2 separate regions of the Homo sapiens genome follow, and region 1 is linked to region 2. The links are chromatin loops, found by intact Hi-C in ENCODE. Cell type or tissue: CD14-positive monocyte. All regions are shown on one strand. Links, peaks and the distances in the headings refer to the core of each region. The heading gives the core; the rest is flanking DNA.

The links. A loop is a pair of places that touch in the nucleus more often than their neighbours do. Peaks named below come from ENCODE experiments on the same cell type or tissue, not always from the same donor. Only the 100,000 strongest peaks of a DNase experiment are listed, where the experiment ranks them.
Region 1: a loop joins it to region 2, with 4 times the contacts of the local background. A loop is called at or near these places in 7 of 110 quality-filtered maps.

Annotation. Positions count from the first base shown.
Region 1 is chr12:47,326,289-47,329,211 of GRCh38, forward strand. No RefSeq gene overlaps it. Among named protein-coding and RNA genes, the nearest start is that of LINC02416, 26 kb to the right of the region's middle. In CD14-positive monocyte, for the core only: no CTCF peak of the experiment used is centred there; no DNase peak of the experiment used is centred there.
Region 2 is chr12:47,391,720-47,394,642 of GRCh38, forward strand. No RefSeq gene overlaps it. Among named protein-coding and RNA genes, the nearest start is that of LINC02156, 22 kb to the right of the region's middle. In CD14-positive monocyte, for the core only: no CTCF peak of the experiment used is centred there; a DNase peak (open chromatin) is centred at 1,542; H3K4me3 peaks cover 781 bases; H3K27ac peaks cover 839 bases.

The sequences.
Region 1 (2,923 bases), core at 150-2,649, 65 kb before region 2:
TGGTCAGCTCTGTGGAAACAAAGTCAGATCTCATGAATACGTCAGAGTTCCTACAGCTTGAGAGATGGTGATGCAAGACTATTTCATGCTGAGGTTGCCTCATTAGGAAAAAGGACAAGAGCACTTCAGCTGTAACAGGCACTGCCCCAACACACATCAGTGCTAATGACGGGTACTGGTTGGGCAGACAATTAAGATACAAGACTCTCAGTACACAGCAGAGTCTGTGGTCCAGCTACAGGACTGTGCAGAAACCTCATCTTAATCCCAAAGATTTCTGAATTTCATTGCTGTTCAGAAGAGGCCTCTCTCTAAGCACTTGAGAATAGGAATGAAAGCTCTATATAATCACTCTGGCATCCTTCATTTTAGTGAAAAAATGATTTTGAGATTTGTTTTGTACAAGATATTTAATATGAAACATCTAGTTCTAAGGAGATTTAGAAAAAGAGAAAAGTGCAATATGTATATATTATATATATTTTACATAGTGCACTTTGTATATATAAAATGCATATATAAGATGTACATATAATGTATATTATATATTATATGGATATATTCACCACACACATATGTATGCATGTTATTCTCAAGGGCAAGAAGTAAAAATAATAATAAATACTAATACTTTTTCAGTGTGGAAATAGAAGGAATCAGCAAAATCTTTCATTGTTGAAATAAAAAATAAAGGAGAGGCAAAGCAAGATTATAGTTTGACAGAAATGTGGAAGAAAGATATAAAACCAGAAGCTGCCCAGGTGTAGTGGCTCATGCCTGTAATCCCAGCCTTTTGGGAGGCCAAAGCAAGAGGATTGCTTGAGGCCAGGAATTCAAGACCAGCCGGGCAACATAGCAGGACTCCATCTCTAAAAAATAATTTAAAAAATTAGCTGGATGCGATGGCCCTTGCCTGTAGATCCAGTTACTTGGAAGGTCAAGGTGGGAGGATTGCTTGAGTCCAGGAGGTCAAGGTGCAGTAAGCCATGATCACACCACTGCACTCCAGCCTGGGGAATGGAGTGAGAGCATTTCAAAATAAAAAATAGACCAGGCATGGTCGCTCACGCCTGTAATCCCAGGACTTTGGGAAGCCAAGGTGGGTATGTCACCTGAGGTCAGGAGTTTGAGACCAGCCTGGCCAACATGACAAAACCCTGTCTCTACTAAAAATACAAAAATTAGCCGGGTGAGATGGCACACACCTATAATCCCAGTTACTCAAGAGGCTGAGGCAGGAGAATCGCTTGAACTCAGGAAGTGGAGGTTGCAGTGAACCAAGATCATGCCACTGCACTCCAGCCTGGGTGACAGAGAGAGACTCCATCTCAAAAAAACAAAACAAAACAAAACAAAAAACCTAATTAATTAATTTAAAAAAATAAAGGAAAAAGGGAGATTGTTAATAATGGCCAAAAATTCTTAAAAGAAGAGTTCTTCCTAATTCATCTACATGAGAAGAGATAACAGCCCCCCAAAAAGAAACAGGTGAACAGCATGATGCTATGATTGGAAACCTCAGAGGTACAACATTGTGGTTAAAATCTGCCCTTGGCTTTAAAAATATCAGGAAAATAAGCAAGGGAAATTGTGTGAAATAAGTTATTGATATTTTAAAAAGCAAATATATTGGAAACATTGAAATATCTTTAAAATGGCACCTCTATAACATACATCCTAAGTTGCTAAGAGAATTGGCTAATGGGTTTAAAGAAACTCTTACCATTATGTTCAGGGCACACTGGATGCATTATTTCAGAAAGTTGTCAAAGGAGGAAAAAAATAAGAAAAAATCAGCACATGGGGACCTAATTTCTTCTTATTCTCCTTCCTAAAAAAGACCTCCCAACTACATCAAGGCTGTTGAATGGATCTCTATTATTCTAGACATGCTAACTTGAAACTAGAGAGTCAGCACTTCTGTTTTCCACTCCCCTCACTTCCATTATTCCCCAAATCCTGGGTGATTTGGCTTCCCAGAATTGCTCAGATTTTGCTCCTTCTCATTGTAACAGTCATAGTCCAGGCTGCATCCCCAGCTGATGGTGAGGAGTATTAAAATGTTAAGGATTGAGCCCAGGAGTATGGCCTGGCACAAAGCATATCACCATAATATTTTTTTTCTTCAACTTGTATTTTAAGTTCAGGGGTACACGTGCAGGATGTGCAGGTTTGTTACACAGGTAAATGTATGCCATGGTGGTTTGCTGCACAGATCATCCCATCACCTGGGTATTAAGCCCAACATCCATTAGCTATTTTTCCTGATGCTCCTCCAACCACACCCTGCTCTGAGAGGCCCCAGAATGTGTCGTTCCCTTCCATGTGTTCTCATAATTCAACTCCCGCTTGTAAGTGAGAACACATGGTGTTTGGTTTACCCTTCCTGTGTTAGTATGCTGAAGATAATGATTTCCAACTCCAACCATGTGCCTGCAAAGGACACGATCTCATTCCTTTTTATGGCTGCATAGTAGTCCATGGTGTACACTATAATATTTAAATAATGCACTTTATTGTGAATTATTTATATATTACAGAGAATTTTTTAATTAAGGTTTTTCTGAGACAGGGTCTCCCTCTGTTGCCCAGGCTGGAGTGCAGAGGCACAATGATGACTCACTGCAACCTCAACCTCCCAGGTTCAAGTGATCCTCTCACCTCAGCCTCCTCAGTAGCTAGGACCACAGGCATGAACCACCAGTCCTGCCTTTCCATGGAGATCTTTTATGTTGCTCTTTTATAACCACATCCTCTTGCCTCTCACCTACATCCCCTCCTTAACCCCTGGCAGCTACTAATCTGCTCCTTATTCTATAATTTTGTTATTTTAAGAATGTCATGCAAATGGAATCATACAATATGTAATTTTGAGATTGGCTCTAATCACTCAGCATAATTCTCTGAGATTCATCTAGGTTGT
Region 2 (2,923 bases), core at 96-2,595:
CCAGAAGTCAGCCATGACAACATCGCCTTGTTCTAACTAGACTCGAGGGCTGAAGCCAGTGACGTTCAAGGGATGTGGGTTTTCTGAGGTCTGGCGAGGAACCCTGGCAGTGTCTGTCTCTGTCACCGTGTTTGGAAGAAGGCTAATTGTTCATCCCAGGCCAGTGTCCAGCGAAGCTGGATCAGTTTCCTCTCCTTCCACTCCCATCTACATGCTAGGAGGGGCTGGGTGCATTGTGACCAGCCAGGGCACGGATTTGGCCCTCCCTGCAGAGCCTGCTTCTGTTCCTTCTCCCTTTCCATCTCCCAGAGTTCTCACCTACCTCCCACCCACCTCCTTGAGATCCGGTTCTCTAATAAAGCTAGTCGGATGAATAAGCCAAGGCTCACAGAGGGCTATTTTGGCAAGCATACACCTATGCTTAGGAGGATCCCCCAACAAATCACTAAAATAGTCAGACCTCAACTGGGCTAGAATGCCAGGAGGGTCCAATCAGAACTCCTAGCTCTGCTACACATAAGAAGAGTTAGATGAGTTTTCTCCAATACTCAGACGCCTCATCTGTTAAACAGGCATAGCAATGCCTTCCTCCCAGGGTTTTATGAGAACCAGGAAAGATAGTGTCATCGTGCTTTAGTTCAGTGTGTGGCACAAAAGGAGGGCACTTCAAAGCAGTAGTGGAGGCTGGGTGCGGTGGCTCAAGCCTGTAATCCCAGCACTTTGGGAGGAAGAGGTGGTCGGATCACCTGAGGTCAGGAGTTCGAAACCAGACCGGCCAATATGGCAAAACCCCATCTCTACTAAAAATACAAAAATGTATCAAGTGTGGTGGCACGTGCCTGTAATCCCAGTTACTCGGGAGGCTGAGACAGGAGAATTGCTTGAACCAGGAGGCGGAGGTTGCAGTGAGCCAAGATCACACCACTGCACTCCAGCCTGGGCAACAGAGCAAGACCCCATCTCAAAAAAAAAGAGCAGTAGTGAGCCGAACAAAGACATACAAATGTGTAGTTTAAAACTATATTTATAATAATAGAATCAGCAACACCAATGAAGTATACAGCATTACTAATATTGTCCTCAAGTAGAAATTTTAGTCACTGAGGTAGAGGAAGTAGAAAACTTATTTTAGAGCCTGTGGCACTTGGTCCCCAGCTGTGAGTAAAACCTATCCTATTTCAAACTATCATATGTCTTTGGGTCTCTAAATAGTCCCCAAAGTGAAGAACATGCAGTGTAGTGTTTCCTAAAAGAAAGGTACTACATTGTCCATATCGTTTTTTTCAAAAATCAATTTGCCTAGGCCCTCGTTGACTTGTCAATTTGTTATTTTGCCAGCAGAATATATAATTTCTTTTTATAACCTGACCTTATTTTGCAGTACTGTCCTAAGGAAATGTGAAAATACTCATCGTACAAAAGAAAGAGAAATAGCCATCCAGGGCAAGATAAGAAAGAGCAGAGGGACTCAAGTCAGGGCAAAGCAATGAGACTGAAAGAGGAGGGAGGAGAGGGTAAGGAAATGAACAAGCAAATACTCTGGAAGCCAGCCAAGTCCCAGATGCGAACTCCTGGTGAGTCTGTCAATCCACAGATTGTGCCGTTTCATTTGCATTTCTATTTCTTCTTAAGGCAATGATGTATATTTCATTTCATCTTTTATTTTGTTTATGATTTAATTATGAGAAGATAAGGAATCTAGGCACGAAGGAAGTTATTCTTTCCCCCCAAGTGCTACATCTGTTAGAGGTTGGATATAAGTGAATTAATTGCCAAAAATATCTGAGGGGGAAGCCACGTTTGCTCTTCAGTTTCATTACCAGGGATTGCCAGAGCTTCATTCCAACATCCCATCCTTGTTATTGAAAAACAAGTACTTACCAGTAAAGGGTGCCAACACTTAAACAATGAAGAGATGGTTTAATCAGACAGGATTCTTCTTCTACTCCCAAATATCATTGCTTCCACAATGTAGGAGTCTACTTATGAGTGTTCAAGTCACGCACACACACACGCATGTGCACACATCCACAAATATACTGTACTGGCTCAGTAAACATTTACTCCACTGCTGTTGAATTATTAAATATTGAATAAATACACAGGTAATTTAGTACTTTTGATGAAAAGGCAATTTATCCAACAAATATATTTTGTTAAGCTCTCTCTGGTTTAACGTAATGGTGGAATTCCCTAGGAACATAGGAATTTTTCTTGCTTTCAAGAAAATTCCAGGGGCAGCTCATCAGAAACAACCACAATAAAAGTGTGACAGGTCAAAAAGTATTAGTATGTGCACTGGTACTAACTGGATTGTGTGCTGCTTTTGTTTCCCCTTTTACAGTCAAAGAGAATTTTCCAAGAACCAGCCCCACCACCTCCCTACCTACCTTTGCCACCTTTTTCCTTTCTCAGGAAAATTCTCTCTTCCCCGGTTACTTGAACTTTTGTAACACCAACTGAGGGGAAGGGTGAGGGGAGGAGAAAGACTGAAGAGGCAGGGGACCAAGGGGAGGACGTGGGCCTAGAGTCTGAGTGAATCACATCCCGAGGTGAGTGTAGGTTGTAGAGGAAGAGATGGGGAAAAAGAGGGGATTTTCCTCTGAGATGCCACATGATGTTCATTTCACCCTGTAGTCTCACCGTGCCCCTCCATAGAGTTAAAAGCCAACCTCATGCTAGGAATTCCTAGCATTTTTAACTCAGGCTTTGACTATACTCCAGAGCTCCAGATCCACTTGGACTTTGTTTAAGAAACATCTCAAATTTACCTTGTCCAAAACAAAGCATTTGTTTAGCACCCCTTAAAAACGTGTTTCTCGGCAGGGCGCAGTGGCTCACGCCTGTAATCCCAGCACCTTGGGAGGCCGAGGCGGGTGGATCACAAGGTCAGGAAATCGAGACCATCCTGACTAACACGGTG